3 separate regions of the Homo sapiens genome follow, and all the other regions are linked to region 3. Evidence: read pairs that join two places in POLR2A ChIA-PET (ENCODE). Cell type or tissue: B cell. All regions are shown on one strand. Links, peaks and the distances in the headings refer to the core of each region. The heading gives the core; the rest is flanking DNA. Region 1 overlaps EFCAB5 (EF-hand calcium binding domain 5). Region 2 overlaps EFCAB5 (EF-hand calcium binding domain 5). Region 3 overlaps SSH2 (slingshot protein phosphatase 2).

Region 1 (6,877 bases), core at 1,252-6,251, 270 kb before region 3:
AAAGATGAGCTCATGTCCTTTGTAGGGACATGGATGAAGCTGGAAACCATCATTCTGAGCAAACTATCACAAGGACAGAAAACCAAACACCGCATGTTCTCACTCATAGGTGGGAATTGAACAATGAGAACACTTGGACATAGGACACATTACACACCGGGGCCTGTCATGGGGTCGGGGGATGGAGGAGGGATAGCATTAGGAGAAATACCTAATGCAAATGACGAGTTAATGGGTGCAGCAAACCAACACGGCACATGTATACATATGTAACAAACCTGCATGTTGTGCACATGTACCCTAGAACTTAAAGTATAACAAAAAAAAAAGAAAAGAAAACAATCTGGCAGTTCCTCAAAAGGTTAAACACAAAGTTATCACATGACCCAACAATTCCACTCCCAAGAGAACAGAAAACACATATTCATGTAAAAACTTAGGCACAAATGTTCATAGTGGTATTATTTACAGTAGCCAAAAAATGAAAACAACCGAAATGTCCACCAACTGATGAGTGGATAAATAAAAGGTAGTATGTTCATAAAAAGGAATATCATTTGGCAATAAAAAGAAATGAAGTACTGATACATGCTACAACATGGAGTAACCTTGAAGACATTATGACAAGTACAAGAAGCCAAAAACAAAAGACCACATATTGTATATTCCATATATATGAAATGTTCAGAATAGACAAAGCTATGGAGACAGAAAGAGATTTGTGGCTGCCTAGGGCTGGAGGTTTGGAAGGAAATGGGGAGTGACTGCTAATGGGTATGAAGTTTCTTTTGTGGGTGAAAATGTTCTAAAATGGATTGTTTTAATGGTTGTACTCCTCTGCAAATATACTAAAGCCCATTCAATTGTACACTTTAAATGGGTATAAGGTAGGTATAGTAGGTTGGATAATGGCTCTCGAAGATGTAAAGTCCTAATCCCTGGATCTGTAAATGCTTCCTTATATGGGAAAAGAGTCTTTGCAGATGTGATTAAGGATTTTGAGATGGGGAGATTATCCTAAATTATCTAGGTAGACCCTAAAATGCAATCACATATATCCTTTTAAGAAGGAGATTTCTCAGACAGGAGAAGAAAAGGCAATGTGACCACAAAGACAGGGACTGGTGATGCAGCCACAAGTAAAGGAATGCCAACAGCCACCAGAAGTTGGAAGAGCCAAGGAACAAATTCTTCCACAGACCCTCCTGAGAGAAGTGCAGCCCTGCCAGCACCTTCATTTTGGCCCAGTGATACTGATCTTGGACTTCTGGCCTCCAGAGCTGTGAGAAAATAAATGTCTGCTGTTTTCAGCAACCAAGTTTGCAGTAATTTGCTACAGCAGCCACAGGAAATAAATGCAGTTTGTAAATTATATCTGAATAAAGCTGCTACCAAAAAAAGTTTAAAAATCTGCACAATTATTGTAAATTTTTTACCTTTTATTTATATTTTTATATATTCTATTACAATGTGCTATAAACTCATAAAGCTTAAGAGAGTCCTATTAACTTCATTAATTTTAAATTTTAAAATATAAAAAAATTTTTTTTTTTTGAGATGGAGTCTTGCTCTGTCACCCAGGCTGGAGTGCAGTGGCATGATCTCAGCTCGCTGCAACCTGTCTCCTGGGTTCAAGTGATTCTCCTGCCTCAGCCTCCCAAGTAGCTGGGACTACAGGCACATGCCACTATGCCCAGCTAATTTTTGTATTTTTGGTAGAGACAGGATTCACCATGTTGGCCAGGCTGGTCTTGAACTCTTGACCTCCAACGGTCTGCCTGCCTCGGCCTCCCAAAGTGCTGGGATTACAGGCGTGAGCCACCTCACCCAGCCTTAAAATATAAAATTTTCACATTTACAAATATAAAAAATAGTCTTGATCTCATTAAATGATTTTTAACCTTGAAATCTGCTTTTTGTTTATTTACTTGTTTATTTAATGTATCTGCTATTCCTTTAACAATTTTCTTATTTTCATCTTTTTTCATCCTTTTATATTAGATGTTTAGCTTATAAAATGCATATAGTACAGCTTTTATTTTTTTAATCAGCAAAACCCATCAATCATTAGATTGCTATTGACTTAATAGATTGGGGGATTGGGGAAGAGAGGAAAACATACTGCTTTATCAAATGACGCAGCTTTTCGTTTTTTTGTTTTGAGACAGGGTCTCACTCTGTTGCCCAGAGTGCAGTGGTGCAATCATGGTTCACTGCAGCCTGACTTCCCAGGCTCAAGCAATCCTCCTAGGTCTCAGCCTCCTGAGTAGCTGGGATTACAGGCGTGAGCCACCATGCCTGGCTATGTTTTTAATTTTTTGTACAGACAGGGTCCCACTATGTTGCCCGGGCTGGTCTTGAACTCCTAGGCTCAAGCGATCCTCCAGCCTTGGCCTTCCAAAATGGTGGTATAACAGGTGTGGGTCACCACTCTGGGCTAAATGATGCACCCTGATTTCAGAGATGCAAAAGGAAAACCACTCATCTTGGAATTATGGAAATATGATTGTTTGGACTTCCTGTTTAGAAGTCTCTAACCACACAGAAGAATAGGAAAAGTTACATTTTAAACTGACATGGTCAGAGAAGACCTCTGTCTCTACAAATTGGGAAGAACGAGGGGTTCATTTTTACAATATTCTCTTAATAATAGTTTGTGTAATTTTTAAAAATTTACTCCAGTGATGTTACTTGGGCAGTTTATGAGTAAAATAAGACTCTGGAATAAATTTATTCCCAACTGAACAAGAATAAGAAGTCATACTCGATTTATCTTTTCATTTCAGTCTGGCAGATTAAATTGTATTTCCCAATAAATATGAAAAGATAATGGAGGGATGACAGCTTCATCAACAGCAGACAAAGTAACAAGAAGCCACATGGAACTAGGGTTTTCTTACCACTTCTAATTTATCCACTGCTTGTCTACCCATTTCTTCCCCTAATAAATCTTGGGATGACTGAAAAAATTTTACCTAATACTGTGTATGCTATTTGCAGCCGAGTTTGCTAAAAGCAAAAACAACAACAAAAAAGACTGTTTTCCATTCTTCTGGTTTTGATTTATCTTCTATCAACAGGACAATAGGTAGTGTATTAAAATATATACATTCTTGAAAAAATTCATGCTATACTCTTCTTTCTGTAAAAATCAAAATTTACATGGACACTAAAAAATCTCTCATTCAGCTGGGCGCAGTGGCTCACACCTATAATCCCAGCACTTTGGGAGGCAGAGGTGGAAGGATCGCTTGAATCCAGGAATTTGAGACCAGCCCGGGCAACATAGGGAGATTAATGTCCACAAAAATAAACAAAATTAGCCAGGCAAAGTGGCATGTGCCAGGCAAAGTGGCATCCCCCCTACTTGGGAGGCTGATGTGGGAGAATAACCTGAGCCCAGGAGGTTGAGGCTGCAGTGAGCCGAAATTGTGCCAATGCACCCCAGCCTGGGTGATAGAGTGAGACTCTGTCTCAAAAAAATAAGATAAAATCTCAGTAATTCAAATTTTGTAAAATGTTCTACTTTTATTTTCCATTGGAAAGGAAGAAAATAGTAATGTAGAAAAACTTTTATTTGGAAAATTAGCTACCTATAAAAAGAAGGTTTGTTTAATAAACATAGTGATATGCTTTGCTAGCCATTTTAGGGGGAAAAAATTAAGTTAGATTCTCACCTTCTATTACTTATCAAAACAATTTTCAAGTTAATTTTAAAAAGTAAAAAGAGCTAGAAAAAACTAGGTGAATATTTAACTGATTTGGGAAGAAGAGAATCTTCTAAGCATGGGAGCAATAAAAAAGATCTCCAAAAAAAATCTACAAATTTGTTTGCATAAAATTTTAAAATTTTTTTGTAAATTAGAAACCACCAAAATTTTAAAACAATTGAGAAACGTTGAAAAATATGTTAACAGAAAAACCAAACGCTATAAAATATTTTAAAGAAGTTTATTCTGAGATAATATAAGTGACCACAGCCTGAGGAAAACACAAACCCAAGAAGCCTTGAGTAAGTGGTCCTAAGGCAGTCGGATTACAGTTTGGTTTTATACATTTTAGGGAGGCAGAATTTACACGCAAAGACATAAGTCAATACACGGAAGGTATACGTTGGTTAGGCCCCAAAAGATGGGATATCGTGAAGCAGGGGTTTGCAGGTTATAGGTGGATTCAGAGATTATTTAATTTGCAATTGTTTAAAGGAGTAAGGCTCTGTCTAAAACTTGGAGTCAGCAGAAAGGAATGTTTTAAGTTAAGATAAGGCTGCTATGTGGCAAGACTGATGGCCTACAGGCTTGACTTAACCCTTACCTGACATGGCCTTAGGTCTTGTTTGTAACTTAGTATCTTATTGCCAAAAAGAGTCTGTTTTGTCAGTTTTAGGATCTGTATTTTAACATTAACAATCGTCACTTACTGTGCCTAAACTCCAAAGGGGAGGAGATATAATGAGGCAGGCCTGACCTCCCTTCTTGTCATGGCAGGGAATTCAGTTTTTAAGGTTTTTCTGGGGTTCCCTTGGATAAGAGGGGGTCTGTTCAGTCAGCAGAAGGCTTAGGATTATATTTTTAGTTTACAAACATATGCAATTTGTGATCATAAATAATGTCTTTAATATATAATGAACATTTACAATTCCATAAGAAAAAATAAAAATCAGGTAAGATGGCCAAAGGATCTGAATGCATAATTTACGTAAGAAGAAATTTTTAAATTACATAGAATAATCTTTAATCTCACCAGAAATCTCAAAGATAAGAGTTAAAAAACAAAATGCCATCAAATTACTTTTATTTGTTTGAGACAAGGTCTTGCTCTGTCATCCAGGCTGGAGTGCAGTGGCTTGATTATAGCTCACTGCAGCCTTGAACTCCTGGGCTCATGCAATCCTGACTTGGCCTCACCAAGAGATTTCTTATACTCAATAATACCTACTGTTGGTGATAAGACGGTGCCTTGAGAGCCATCATGCATTGCTGAGGAGAATAAATCAGTATAACCAAGAACACAATTTGACAAATATATACTAAAACCTCAAATATTTATTCTTTAACATATTTGTTCCATTTCTGGGACTCTAACACTGAAACTGTGTCTTAGCTCAGGCTGCAATAACAAAATACCATAGACTGGGTGACTTAAACAACAGAGATTTATTTTCTTACAGCTCTAGAGGCTGGAAAGTCCAAATCAAGGTGCCCACAGAGGCCAGGCACAGTGGCTCACACCTGTAATCCCACAACTTTGGGAGGCCGAGGTAGGCAGATCATGAGGTCAGGAGTTCGAGACCAGCCTGGCCAACGTGGTGAAACCTTGTCTCTACTAAAAATACAAAAAAAAAAAAAAAAAAAAATTAGCCAGGAGTGGTGGCACTCTCTTGTAATCCCAGCTACTCAGGAGGCTGAGGCAGGAGAATCGCTTGAACCTGGGAGGTGGAGGTTGCAGTGAGCCAAGATTGCACCACTGCACTCCAGACTGGGCGACAGAGCAAGACTCCATCTCAAAAAAAAAAAAAAAAGTGCCCACAGAGTTAGTATCTGGTGAGGGTTATTGAATAAAAATTATAGAAGGCAGTTGTCTTGGACTAAGCTCCTGAACCAGGCCCAACAGACCAGACTAAAAATCAAAATGGAGTAACTCAGACTGAGGTTCCACAACACTAAACTAAAACTAAATTGTTATCTAACCTTTAAAGAAATCAGAAAATTTCGCCTCCACTGAGCAATAACAAGGCACCTTGCCCCTGCCTCCAAAATGTCAATGGAGATTGAATGGGGAAATTGGATCTTTATGCCCACCTGGCAGTAGAGAGGTGGCACTCCCCTTCTTCCACCAGCATGGTATCAGAGGAAGCTTTTTAAAAGAAGATGCAAATAAGATCCCAAGTCTCATAGTGATAGATGCAGGAGAAGCTAAGGAAACCTTGCACAGGGTCTTGCCTGGGCATGCCTGCAAATGATTGGGGGACCACATGTGCATTGGGAGAATGGGGCAGAGCCACCAATAATTCACGCCTTATGAGAGGGGAGAAGCCAGGCCTCTTCGGCTCCCATGTGGTGACCTGGTATTCAGTCTGTGAAGTGAGAACCTGTTGGATGGACCCTCTTTTTCTTTGTGGAGAGTTTTCTTTTTGCCTAATAAATCCATCTTCACCCTTCAATGTGTCTGCATGCCTCATTTCCCTAGTTGTGAGACAAGAACTTGGATTTTAGCTGAACTAAGGAGCAAAAAATCCTGCATCAATAGCATTATAACCAAAATGTCCAAGACAAAACAGAAGATCACATATTGTATGAGGAACTAGGAAAATCTCAACTTGAATGAGAAAATTTAATCAGCAGATGCCAACACTGAGATGACACAGCTGTTGGAATTATCTGAGAAGGATTTTAAAGCAGCCACTATAAAAATAATTCAACAAGCAATTATGAACATGCTTAAAATAAATTAAAAACTTAAAAGTCTCAGCAAAGAAATAAAAGACATGAAGAAAAACGAAAATTTTGAAAAATACAACTCAGGAGGCTGAGGTGGGAGGATCACATCTCTTTTTTTTTTTTTTTCTTTTTCTCCCCTCCCCAAAACCACATTTCTTAAAAAAACAACAAGGCTGGGCACAGTGGCTCACGCCTATAATCCCAGCACTTCGGGAGGCTGAAATGAGAGGATCTCTTGAGCTCAGGAGTTTCAGACTAGCCTGGGCAACATAGGGAGACCCTGTTTCTACAAAAATAAAATTTAGCCTTATATGGTGGTGCATGACTGTGGTCCCAGCTACTTGAGAGGCTAAAGTGGGAGGATGGCTTGGGCCTGGGAGGTTGAAGCTGCAGTGAGCCGCGATCATGCCACTGCACTCCAGCCTGGGTAACAGAGC
Region 2 (6,877 bases), core at 1,164-6,163, 250 kb before region 3:
TAACACGGTGAAACCCTGTCTCTACTAAAAATACAAAAAATTAGCCGGGCGAGGTGGCGGGTGCCTATAGTCCCAGCTGCTCGGGAGGCTGAGGCAGGAGAATGGCGTGAACCCCAGGGGGCGGAGCCTGCAGTGAGCCGAGATTGCGCCACTGCACTCCAGCCTGGGCGACAGCGAGACTCCGTCTCAAAAAAAAAAAAAAAAAAAAAAAAAAAAATGAATATACTCCTATAATTGAGGCATACCACCCTCAAAAACCTATTTGTAAGCAGAATTGGACCTGGCCAGAAATAATGAATGTACTTGTTTGGGAAGATTGCACTGCAGAACAGGCAGAGAGGTGCTGCACAACGATTCCTATGGAATCATTATTGATTGGTCCCCTAAGGGGATGTTTACCTTGAATTTCACCTCTCAGTCTGCGTGCCATGGCCACACTATGTTCAGCTGGTCTAAACAAAATGGTCAGATGGTAGAAATGGTAAGAAGTATGGCAAGAGTTCCTATTATCTGGAAACATGGCCATATAGTGGCACCTCAACCTCAAATGATATGGCCCGCTGTAGGAGCTAAACATAAGGACTTGTGGAAACTATTCATGGCTCTTAATAAGATCAAAATTTGGGAAAGAATAAAAAACGTCTAGAAGGACACTCTACAAACTTGTCTTTGGATATTGCAAAATTAAAAGAACAAATATTTAAAGTATCCCAGACACACCTGACCTTAATGCCAGGAACTGGAGCGCTTGAAGGAGCTACAGATGGATTAGCAGCTATTAACCCATTAGACTGGATAAAAACACTTGGAAGCTCTGTGATTTCAATGATGATTGTGCTTTTAATCTGTATTGTTTGTCTTTGTATAGTCTGTAGATGCAGATCCTGACTACTGAAAGAAGTAGCTCACTGTGATAAAGCCGCCTTTGCTTTTATCGTCTTGCAAAAACAAAAATGGGGAACATGTTGGGAACAGGACCCCAAATCTGGCCATAAACTGACCCCAAAACTGGCCATAAACAAAATCTCTGCAGCACTGTGACATGTTCCTGATGGCCATGATCCCCATGCTGAAGGTTGTGAGTTTACCGGAAAGAGGGCAAGGAACACCTGGCTCACTCAGGGTGGAAAACCACCTAAGGCGTTCCTAAGCCACAAACAATAGCATAAGCGATCTGTGCCTTAAGGACATGTTCCTGCTGCAGATAACTAGCCAGAGTCCATCCCTTTGTTTCAGCCCATCCCTTTGTTTCCCATTTTAGTTAACCTACAATCCATAGAAACAATGCTTATCACTGGCTTGCTGTCAGTAAATATGTGGGTAAAACTCTGTTCCAGGCTCTCGGCTCTGAAGGCTGTCAGCCCTTATTTCCCACTCCACACTTTATTTCTGTGTGTGTGTCTTTAATTCCTCTAGTGCCACTGGGTTAGGGTCTCCATGACTGAGCTGGTCTCAGCATTCATGTCTAGGGTGGAAGCCTAGAAGATGCATTTATAACAAGCATCTCAGGTCATTCTGATGCCTTGGATCAAACTTCTGAGAAATCTGTCTAGGGGTATATCTCAGCTAATTGCCTTTATCTAGCCAAAGTCTCATGCTTTGCCAGCCACTGCTGAAGTGCTGAGCATAAGAGTTACCCTTGCAGCCAGAACTGCATCACCCAGGTTGAGAATGGGGGAAAAACTGTGCTTTTAATTGTACCTATGTGCATCACTCCTATTAGGACTCCAAAAACCCCAAACTGGTTTTGATTGAAATCAAATAGAATGGCTCAGAATAATAAAAATAGTCGCTGGTTTCAAGTACAATTTTTTCCCAACAATGTTGGAGGCAAGTCTTCATCTTTCAAAGAAGAAAGACTAAGACAATCTGACATATTTTAAAATGCAAAAAGATTTTCAGTGGGAACTGGTAAATTGGATACATCTGATGAACCAAAGAAACTACTAAAATCTAAGTCATTACCTTATGCCTATATAAGGCCTTCAAAATTCTCTAGAAAAACAAGTGTTCAAAAATGAACTTTGAAGTTTGAAAATAAAAGCAGACAAGCAGTTTAATAGTACAGAAGGGGCTGGGTCTGAACTGCTGGAAGATTAATAAGTATTTTATTTTTATTTATTTATTTATTGTTTTGAGATGGAGTTTCGCTCTTGTTGCCCAGGCTGGAGTGCAGTGGCACAATCTTGGCTCACTGCAACCTCTGCCTTCCAGTTTCAAGCAATTCTCCTGCCTCAGCCTCCCAAGTAGCTGGGATTACAGGTGCCCACTACCAGTCTGGCTAATTTTTTATATTTTTAGTAGAGACAGAGTTTCACCAAGTTGGCCAGGCTGGTCTCAATCTCCTGACCTCGTGATCCGCTCACCTCGGCCTCCCAAAGTGCTGGGATTACAGGTGTAAGCCACCACGCCTGGCCTTAATGAGTATTTTAAAGGAGTGCTAAGTTTCTCTGATGCAATTGCTAACCAACCAAATCTCTACCAGTCAGCTCTACCGGTCAGCTACCAAAGTTCTGAGAGCTTGTCTGCTTGTCTTCTTCTGCTTCTTCTGCTTGTCTCCCCTTCTGCTATTTATCTGTTTCATCCTCTGCTGCTTTTTCCTTTCCCCCTCATCTCTAGCTAGGATTCTTCTCAATTTCTGTTTTCATTCCTCTGTGGCTCTGTCTTCTGTATCTGTGTTTTTCACCCAGCTCTTTTGCATTATTCATTCATACACTCACTCACTAAACCACTCACTCACTCATTCATTATATAAATATTTATTCGGCACCTACTATGGATTCTGCCATTATAAAGCTTAGGGTCCAATGGCAGAACAGATAAGTAAACGAATTTTAGGGTAAGTACTAAGTGTCTCCAGATTCTCATGTGACACAAAAATGAATACACAAAATTGGTTTTCTGTCATTTTCCCATCTGCTTGAAATATTTTTCTCCCTCTCTTTGCCTGACTAGATCCTCCACATGCTTTAGGTCTCACCTCAGACATCATTTCCTCCCATTTATTGATGTCCATATCTAGAAACAAAATCTACTTTTGTGCTTCTGGGCCACTGTACATGAGACTCAAAATATAATCCAAATGGATTTTAAATTGATTGTGTCACCCATTCAGGGAATTAATAAAATTTGTCTTCTGTAGCCTGCATTATCTCATGAAGATGTTTACTTTACATTAATCCAGAGAATTCTAAAGCATCCAAAACTCTTAATTTGGGCAGTACAGGGTAGACATAACCTATAAGCAGATTCATTCTAAGTGTAAGGGGACTGGAAGGGAAGAAAAACTACATTATGGAAAAATTGCAAAAATAGTCATAAATTCTTCCCATTCCTATATGCATGTCTCTATGAATGCAACATAACTTTGCAGCTCCTCCCATGAAGAAGTGGAGTCTGTTCCTGTACTCCTTGTCTGCTTCTGGCCATGTGACATGCTTTGGCCAATGGGCCATTAGAAAACAGAATGTAAGCAGAAAGTTGAAAAGTACTTGAACACTGGGGCTTGCCCTCTTTTATTGAACTTGGGAGCCCTTCCACTACAATACCATCATGGAAATGAGCATGGGCTCGCCTGCTGGATGATGATCCAGTTACTTCCATTGCTTTTGCAAAGAGACTGCCAACCACTACAAAAGTGATTGAGGTCATCACTTTTGGTTGTTATTCTGAAAGTAAAGGGATATCATTGAAAGGTTTCATCTTACTGCATCTCATGAGTGAGTCTAATTGATACCATGTGGAACAGAGATGGGCCATGAGCCCAGCTCAAAGTTACCAATCTACAAAATCATGAGCAAATAAATTCTATTGCTTTAAGCCATGAAGTTTTGGAGTATTTTGTTATGCAGCAAAAGCTAACTAAGAAAAGAGTTTTCCTATATGAATGAGTGTTTCGAGACCTTTTAAAGAAAAGCATAATATAAATCTGATTAAAGAGTAGAAGTAAAAATGCTTCCCCACCTAGTTGTGACAATCCAAATTCTATCCATCAATTCAAGCTGTATAAGGAAAATCTTCTATTTACAGAAACATTTGCCTAGATTATATCAAAAGTGAAAGTTGTATTACATCAAAATTGGTTCTAATCAGCTTAAGTGGATAATTGACCATGAACTTTGAGTGACCTCAGTATACCAGATCATTGCTATACGTAACTGAAGACCCTTTCTTGACCACTAAAAACTGGGACTTGTTTTAATCAATCATGTACAGATCTATGGACTCACTCTGTCCTATACAATGTGATAAGTTTTTAGTTCTTATAAGTATAGCTATTATAAAACAATTAAAAGCCCCTGAATTTCCCCCTTCCACATACCATTCAGTGAAGTCTTCACTGGTGTATATTCCTTTGCCTGGCAAGTTAATAAACTCAGTGTTTGTTTGTTTGAAGGTGTTTTTAAGCTCTGGTGGTCTTAGTTTCACAAAGCTAAACTGAATTTCTTTCTTTCTTTTTTTTTTGAGACAGTCTTGCTCTGTCACCTAGGCTGGAATGCAGTGGTGCTTGGCTCACTGCAACCTCCACCTCCCAGGTTCAAGCGATTCTTCTGCCTCAGCCTCCCGGCTAATTTTTTGTATTTTTAGTAGAGATGGGGTTTCACTATGTTAGCCAGGATGGCGTCGATCTCCTGACCTTGTGATCCATCCGCCTCGGCCTCCCAGAGTGCTGGGATTACAGGCATGAGCCACCGTGCCCAGCCGCTAAACTGAATTTCTTGCCATTCCTGGAGTATGTCCATATTAGTCCCATGATGAGTATTCCTATTAAAAATCCATATATGAAATATATGCCTACTTACTTCTTATACTTACTTATTTTCTCTTTGCTTATTCAATTTATATCTTACTACATAAATGAGGATGCTGATATAATTTAATGATTTAAGAAAAATCTAAGTAATTAATCAATAATATTTAAGCAGATGAATAATTAGGCCTCTTCAGAATTTTATAAAATGATAAAGAACATTTATCATAGCATCCTCATTAAATAGTGATGATTAATTCCAGATATTTCAAAGTTAAAAATTCAATTACTCTAAATTAAGGGATGTGTGAAAATGAGGTGACTCTCCCATAGTTATTGAGCTTTAAGACATATCTCATAATAATCTTATGTATCTAAAAACCAAAAAGCAAAAATAAAATAAAAACAGAAGAAAACTTTCATCATTAAGGCAGACTGGAATAGGTTAATTAACAAACATTTATTGAGCATTACTCATAAGACACAGTGTTAGATGCTGAGGATTCAGTGGTGACTATGACAGACATAGTTCCTGCTTATATTGTAGCAGAGGAAACCACCATCACAACTGTGATAAGTGCAATGAAGGAGAAACACAGGATGCTATGAGAGCACATAAGGGAAGATCCCAACCCAATTTCATGATGAAATGGTGTCTGAGCCTGAACTCTAAAGGATGGGTAGGATTAAGTAAAGAGGAAGAAAGTAGTATAGGCAGAGGGAATGGCATATGTGAAGACCCTGAGGTAGGGAGAAGCACAGTATGTTTAAGAACGAAAGAAATCCTCTGTGCCTGGAGTATAGTGTGGGGAGAGAGGCAGGAGCCAAGCTTGGAAAAGCAGGCAAGGACAAGGTCATCCAAAGAAGGTCTCATAGGCTTAGTTAAGAATTTTGTTCTTTATTCTGAGGGTAAAAGGGTACCACTGAAAGGGTTCACATTGGGGAACAACATGGTAATATTAGCCTTTAAAAAAATCACTTTAGTTATGGATGAAGAATAGATTGGAAGAAGGCAACTGGATGTAAACATACCAATTAGGAAACTATTGCAATAGTGGAGGCAAGAGATAATGGTAGCTCAGACTAGGATGAAAGCAGTGGGGGATGGTCAGAAATGAACAAATTTAAGAAAAGAAGGTGAAATCACCAGGACTTAATGACTGACTAGAAATGAACAGTGAGAGATCATCAGAAGGTGTCCAGGTTGATTTGCTAGTTTTTGGCTTGAGGACAATGACTTCTTGAAACTGAGGTGCTTATGAAACATACAAGTACAGATATTGAATAAATAGTTGGATGTACTGGGATAGAGCTCAAAGAAGGTGTTTGAACCAAAGATATAAATCTAAAAGTCATGAATGTATAGATGGTAACTTAAGTCATGTTGGAATGTGAGCACTCAGGGATGGAATATAGAGTGACAGGTTAAAGAACTTTAATATTTGAAGATCAAGTAGCAGAGAATGAGCCAGAAAAGGACACTGAGAAGGACTAAATAGAGAAACAGAAGGAAAGTTAGACAAGTATGATATCATGGAAGAGGAGGGAAAAAGTATTTCAAGATGGAAATAATGCTAAGAGGTCAAGTAAGATAAAAATGGCAAACTTTCTACTGGGCCTAGAAGCATGGAAAACATTGTGGTTTTGGCAAGTGCCATTTATTAGAGAAAGCCTGGCACAAAAGCCAGAAGTAACAGGTTAAAAAATGTGTGGGAAGTGGGGAGAGTGTATACGGACAACTGCTTTTGATAAAACTGGCTGTTTTAGTTATATTTCCTCAAATAGACTGTATAAGTTCTTCATGACAAAAATCAAATTTTGTATTTTTTCCCTATAAGGTATAGCTCACCACTGAGAACTCAGTAGTTATGCAATAAATACTAATTGACTGAGTAAAGGTTCCTCAGTAAGTTTAAGTTTTGTTTGTTTGTTTTTGAGACGGAGTTTCACTGTTGTTGCCCAGGCTGGAGTGCAATGGCCTGATCTCAGCTCACTGCAACCTCCGCCTCCCGGGGTCAAGCAATTCTCCTGCCTCAGCCTCCTGAGTAGTTGGGATTACAGGCATGCACCACCATGCCCAGCTAATTTTGTATTTTTAGTAGAGATGGGGGTTTCACCATGTTGGTC
Region 3 (6,877 bases), core at 843-5,842:
TAGACAGGAAGGAGGTTTCTTGTCTATTACTGCTGGTTTCTGTAGTGTTGGTTGCCTGCCTCTCTTTGAGACTGCGATGCTTCCTTAATGAAGGTGTGTTTAAATCACAGACAGGGAAAGTGCTTTTGGGTGAAGTTTCACTTTGTAGTGGCAGCAGTTCTGGACATGGTGCTGGAACAGAGGATGAGTTCAGCACCTTCTCTTCAGATCGGATCTCTGCCCGCAGCTCATCTGTTTTACATAGCAAGCCTTTGTTCACTGGAGAGTGGACCTCTGTGGTTGGCCTGTCCACCTACTGTCAGAGACCAAAGGTGACTGATAAGGAGTTCAGAGGTCAAAACAGATACTGCGAGGTCAATCCAGCTTTAAGGAGAAAGCAGTTGTTTTGACATGGAGGCATCAAAAACTGAATTGCAGCCAGAGAGATGTTCAGTTCATCAGCTTTGGCCTTTCAGCTCCACTCAGAGAAAAATCACTAGCTGTTTCTGCAGTCAGCAGGAGCAGAAAAGAAAACTTTTTTAAAGGATGCAATTTAATTAAATTGTGATGTATTGGAGATTTCTCTCCAGAAATGATTTCTGTGTGAGTGTTGCTTTGCTTACTGTGAGAACGCAGATATCAAATAAAAAAACCAAAGGTAAACTACAATCACTAGGGCCTTTTGTTGGGTTTTTTAATGGGAAGTCAATTAGATTAGATTCAGGTATTTCATATACTAACATCACCTTTTGCCCTATTAGGATCTGATGGAGCATTAGGAAAGAAAGGCAAGTCATATTTGCATTTATTATTAGGGCTAACACTTTTTAATTAAATTGGCTTTTACTAAGTATTTGGCTAACTTCAGAATTCAGATACTACAAATACGTAATCTTCAGCCTGATTCAAAGTTTTCTTTTTGGGGAATATCCTTTAAGTTAGCAGTGATCCTTATATATAGAATCATTGAGAGACTAAGCTAAGCTATTGTCCTTATCCTCTAGTCTAGTAAAAGGTTGTGAGCAGGACAGCCATGTAATTTTCAGGGCCTGGTGCAAAGTGAAAAGGCAGGGGCTGTTGTTGAGAAACAAGAATTTCAAGACAGCAGAGCATTACACCAATTCTGGGACCCTTCAAGCACCAAACCCTGCACAGGTCACAAGTCCACCCCTGACTAGGATGTGAAGTTAAATAGATAGTGGATTCGGTTCGAACTCTGCTACTTATTTATGTCGTTTCTGAACCCCTGTTTTCTCTATTTTTTATCTTCCTATAAAATTTTTCTTGTTGTAGTCTATCCTCTTACCAAAGTTGGAGAACCTGCAGTAAGAATTGGGAGTATGTATACTTATTTTCTTAGTCCATGTGAGAACTTCTGCGATAGTGTTTCCTTCTGTTTGGCTGGTGCAGCAATCAAGATTAGAGTTTTGTTTTTAGGAAAGTGATTATTTAATTAAATATATGTATACCACATTATAGTTTTAAAAGTGTTTTCACAATTCATATAACATTTGATTCAAACAATTATGCTTTTGAGGCAGTTAGTATTTTTTCCTCTCATCTTACAGATAAGAAAATTAAGCCGCAGAGGCCGGGCGTGGTGGCTCACGCCTGTAATCCCAGCACTTTGGGAGGCCGGGGCGGGCGGATCACAAGGTCAGTAGATTGAGACCATCCTGGCTAACACAGTGAAACCCCGTCTCTACTAAAAATACAAAAAAATTAGCCGGGCATGGTGGCGGGCACCTGTAGTCCCAGCTACTTGGGAGGCTGAGACAGGAGAATGGTGTGAACCCGGAAGCCGCAGCTTGCAGTGAGCCAAGATTGCAGCACTGCACTCCAGCCTAGGCAACAGAGCGAGACTCCGTCTCAAAAAAAAAAATAAAATAAAATAAAAAAGAAAAAAAAAGAAAATTAAGCCTCAGAGAAGTTAGGAGACTTTCTCAAGGTCTCAAGGATCTAGAACTAGAAATACCATTTGACCCAGCCATCCCATTACTGGGTATATACCCAAAGGATTATAAATCATGTTGCTGTAAAGACACATGCACACGTATGTTTATTGCGGCACTATTCACAATAGCAAAGACTTGGAACCAACCCAAATGTCCATCAATGATAGACTGGATTAAGAAAATGTGGCACATATACACCATGGAATACTATGCAGCCATAAAAAAGAATGAGTTCATGTCCTTTTTAGGGACATGGATGAAGCTGGAAACCATCATTCTGAGCAAACTATCACAAGGACAGAAAACCAAACACTGCATGTTCTCCCTTATAGGTGAGAATTGAACAATGAGAACACTTGGACACAGGGTGGGGAACATCACACACCCGGGCCCCTTGTGGGGTCACGGGAGGGTGGAGGGATAGCATTAGGAGATATACCTAATGTAAATGACAAGTTAATGGGTGCAGCACACCAACATGGCACATGTATACATATGTAACCTGCACGTTGTGCGCATGTACCCTAGAACTTAAAGTATAATATAAATAAATAAATAAATAAATAAGAGACTTTCTCAAGGTCAGCCAGCTGGTAAGTGAAGTTCAAGCCTGTGACTTTTCTCACTACTTCTTTCTGCCTTTACTGTTCTGTAAGATCAAAGGTAAGTTAGCAGAATATCTTGCTTTCTCAAGATCAGTCTACTTTATGGAATTTTTGCTAGTGTTCTGAGAATAATTGCTGGGTTATAGTAATATTACAAATTTTCACTTCTGTTATTTGCAGTAACCCTTGGAATAACCCTGTGTTGTTGTATTTCAGCATCATTTTAAAGGAACAAGATTGAGGTTCAAAGAGATTAAATGACTTGTTGAAGACGAAAGGGCAGTGACTGAAATTCAGGTCTTCTAACTTTATATCCCATGCTTTTGTACTGTGCCTTATTTGTCTGTAGTTAATTTCATATCCCTACTTAGTAAATATTCATTTATTTATTGGTCACCTACCGTGTTCTAGGCACTAGGAATGCATTAGTGGACAAAAAAAGACCAAGTCACAGCTCTAGATCTTACATTCCAGACTGTAAATAAATTATTATAAATAAATAATTAGCTGATATAGCTCTAAAGAAAAAATAATGGAGGACAGAAGGAAAGCTGGGAGGGAGAGACTATTTTAGAGAAAATGGTCAGAAGACTGTTAAGCTGTTACTTGAACCACAAACGGAAGTGTAGACATTTTATGTAAATGTGTAAGTTGATTTTTAGGTATATATAACAGATAATCTAAATAATATAAGGCCACTGCATTTATAGATGTAATGAAAATAGATGAGGATTGTTAACTGTTACAAAAATTAGCCTTTTTTTTTTTTTTTTTTTTTTTTTTTGAGACAGAGTCTTGCTCTGTCGCCCAGGCTGGAGTGCAGTGGTGCGATCTTGGCTCACTGCAAGCTCCGCCTCCTGGGTTCACGCCATTTTTCTGCCTCAGCCTCCCGAGTAGCTGGGACTACAGGCGCCCACCCCCATGCCCAGCTAATTTTTTGTATTTTTAGTAGAGACAGGGTTTCACCGTGTTAGCCAGGATGGTCTCGATCTCCTGACCTTGTGATCTGCCTGCCTCGACCTCCCAAAGTGCTGAGATTACAGGCGTGAGCCACCATGCCCGGCCCATTTTTTTTTTTTTTTTTTTTTTTTTTTTTGAGACAGAGTCTTGCTCTGTCACCCAGGCTGGAGTACAGTGGCGCGATCTTGGCTCACTGCAACCTCCGCCTCCCGGGTTAAAGCAAGTCTCCTGCCTCAGCCTCCTGAGTAGCTGGGACTGTAGGCACGTGCCACCGTGCCTGGCTAATTTTTCATATTTTTAGTAGAGACAGGGTTTCACCATGTTAGCCAGGATGGTCTCGATCTCCTGACCTTGTGATCCACCCGCCTTGGCCTCCCAAAGTGTTGGGATTATAGGCGTGAGCCACCGCGCCCAACCGAAAAATTAGCCTTTATAGTAACTGTTATACCTTATGTTTAATCTTTTTTCCCATGTAGCATGGATTATAAAATCAAGATCAGTAAAGCCCTAAATCTAATCATTTCCTTGGATGCTGAATCACTTTCTGCATAAGATCTTAGATTTCTCACACTGCTGGAAAATAAGTACTGTCATCAAATGGCATGCTCTGGGTAGCTGTTGACATTTCTAGAGTGTCCAACAGGTTTAGAGAAGTGTAAAACCTCTTTTGCTGGCAGATTTAATGTTAATGAATTTCAAAATCTTATCCAAAATCCTTTATTATACTGAAATCCTGTTACGTCTAGTACTGTAGGGCTTTAGTAAGTCAACTCTCACTTAATGCTTGGGAATCTTTGTAATATAGAATTTTTTTGTTTTGTTTTGTTTTAGATAGTGTCACTCTGTCGTCCAGGCTGGACTGCAGTGGCGCAATCTCGGCTCACTGCAACCTCCGCCTCCTGGGTTCAAGTGATTCTTGTGCCTCAGCCTCACAGGTAGCTAGGATTACAAGCACGCACCACCACACCCAGCTAATTTTTGTATTTTTGGTAGAGATGGGGTTTCTCCACGTTGTCCAAGCTGGTCTCGAACTTCTGAGCTCAAGTGATCTGCCCGCCTCAGCCTCCCAAAGTGCTGGGATTACAAGCTAGAAATGTTTATTGTAGAGGTATTTTTCAGAAATGGGGAGTGAAGGAGACAGCATGATGGGACAGGTAGAGGGTCTTAATAGGATTTACCTGATGTGTGCTTTATTTTCTTTACTTACTTTTTTTTTTTTTTTTTTTGAGACAGAATCTTGCTCTGTCGTCCAGGCTGGAGTGCAGTGACGCGATCTCGACTCACTGCAACCTCCACCTCCCAGGTTCAAGTGATTCTCCTGTCTCAAGCCTCCTAAGTAGCGGGATTACTGGCATGCACCACCATGCCCAGCTAATTTTTGTATTTTTAGTAGAGATGGGGTTTCACCATGTTGGGCAGGCTGGTCTCAAACTTCTGACCTCCTGTGATGTGCCTGCCTCAGCCTCCCAAAGTTCTGGGATCACAGGCATGAGCCACTGCACCTGGCCCTGTAGTATGCTTTAAAATGAGAGTCCACAGTATTAACAGAAGAACCTGTGCAACTCCCATTCATTGTGTTTCCTCTGGTTTCAAAATTAAAGCCAAGCAAAAATCACTGAGCGTTTGCCTCTTGTTAAAGGTGAGCTGTTATCTATTAAAAAGTGAGGGGTAGTAGTGGGGAGGCTATGAATTCTTACCTACCCATAATTTCTTTAGGGTGTTTATCAGGTTCCTTTAGTCCAGAGCTTTGGACCAGGAAATTCATGAATACACTGAAATAATATGCAAATGTGGGCCTATATATGAGTAGAACATTAATTTTTTCTGGAGGAAAAGGCCATAGCTTTCATCTGATTCTCAAAGGAATCTAACGACCTTACCCCAACATCTCCCCCACCCCCAATTTTGAACCTTGAATAGAGTGCTTTAGGTATTTGATTTAGAAACCCAAGTAAACTCTTTTTAAGCTCTTTGAACTTAACCACTGAGATTTATTTATCCATTTTTAAACAATCACTCATGATTTCCCCAAGCTGAAAGAATGTGAGCTAATGTTTTTCTCTCTATTGAGAAGGATTATGCAGCCCTTTGAATACCCTCTCCTTCTTAATAATCTTAGAGTAGATATTCCAAGAATGGTATTTGTTTAAAGAAAACTTGGAATATTACAATAAAGCCTGAATATTTGTGTTTCTCAGCACAACCTATGTGGTAATAAAATGAAGCAATGTTAGGGTAAAATATTGCTAGTGCTTGAACTATTCCAGGGAGGCAAAAATGATTTAAGGTTGTTACTTTCAAGAAAAAGTTCGAGAGGCAATAGGAGAGTTTCTAACTGCTTTTAGTATGGGTACCTATTGAATTAATTATAAAGAGATGTTAGGAGGTTTAGGGATGAAGACCACTGCCCTAGGCTTGGATATTTAGTGAAGTGAATGTGCTGTTTAACTGTTTGTGCACTGAGGGCCAAGAATTCAACCCATTAAGCCATTCTTTGCTACTAAGGCTGATTTCTGCAGCCTACCACGCATAGTTATGAATTTTTGGAAGTGTGAGCAACCACATTTTATGTGCCATTTTTGCCAACTTGCCATTTGCTTATTTGCGCTGGCAATTTCTGGGCTTTCTCAAGGCATAGAAAGCCTTTCTATGTCTTGAAAGCCTTCAGAAAACTCAGACCATTTTCTCTCACTTAGAAATTAGGCCAGATGCGGTGGCTCATGCCTATAATCCCAGCACTTTGGGAGGCCGAGGTGGGTGAATCACAAGTTCAGGAGTTCGAGACCAGCCTGGCCAATATGGTGAAACCCCATCACCATCTCCGACTAATACAAAAATTAGCCAGGCATGGTGGCGGGCGCCTGTAGTCCCAGCTGCTTGGGAAGCTGAGGCAGGAGAATCGCTTGAACCCAGGAGGTGGAGGTAGCAGTGAGGCAATGAGCCAAGATCGCACCACTGCATTCTAGCCTGGGCGACAGAGTGAGACTCCATCTCAAAAAAAAAAAAAAAAAAGAAAGAAATTAAACACCCTGTAAAGGAGAAACTTATGTATCTTAGAAATTTTTCCTCCAAGGGGATTATTTCAGCTTTTTAGTGTTAAATGAGAATATTTAGATAGACATTTTTCATTAAATAGTGTTTTTAATACAGAAGAAACAAGATGAGATTTTTCAAAATTGACCCTTTTTAAAGTATTGAGCTATGAACTATTTATACAACTTTTGGTTTAGAAGTAAATATTGGAAAATGAATACATAAATGCATATGAACTATGTTAAGTTTCTGTTTGGTAACTATTGTTTAAATATGAAGAAGAAAGTAAAACATTCAAAATATTACCTTTATAGCACTAACTGCTGATTTGAAAAAAAAAGTACA

The links. ChIA-PET counts read pairs that join two places held together with the same protein. Peaks named below come from ENCODE experiments on the same cell type or tissue, not always from the same donor. Only the 100,000 strongest peaks of a DNase experiment are listed, where the experiment ranks them.
Region 1: POLR2A ChIA-PET joins it to region 3 with 6 read pairs; 2 of 35 experiments call an interaction of 5 or more read pairs at or near these places.
Region 2: POLR2A ChIA-PET joins it to region 3 with 5 read pairs; 4 of 35 experiments call an interaction of 5 or more read pairs at or near these places.

The regions. Positions count from the first base shown.
Region 1 is chr17:30,003,267-30,010,143 of GRCh38, reverse strand. The region is part of intron 7 of EFCAB5 (EF-hand calcium binding domain 5); the gene reads right to left. Among named protein-coding and RNA genes, the nearest start is that of EFCAB5, 65 kb to the right of the region's middle. In B cell, for the core only: no CTCF peak of the experiment used is centred there; no DNase peak of the experiment used is centred there.
Region 2 is chr17:29,979,978-29,986,854 of GRCh38, reverse strand. All of the region lies in intron 4 of EFCAB5 (EF-hand calcium binding domain 5), which reads right to left. Among named protein-coding and RNA genes, the nearest start is that of EFCAB5, 42 kb to the right of the region's middle. In B cell, for the core only: no CTCF peak of the experiment used is centred there; no DNase peak of the experiment used is centred there.
Region 3 is chr17:29,733,545-29,740,421 of GRCh38, reverse strand. The region is part of intron 3 of SSH2 (slingshot protein phosphatase 2); the gene reads left to right. Among named protein-coding and RNA genes, the nearest start is that of SSH2-AS1, 97 kb to the right of the region's middle. In B cell, for the core only: no CTCF peak of the experiment used is centred there; no DNase peak of the experiment used is centred there; H3K27ac peaks cover 1,822 bases.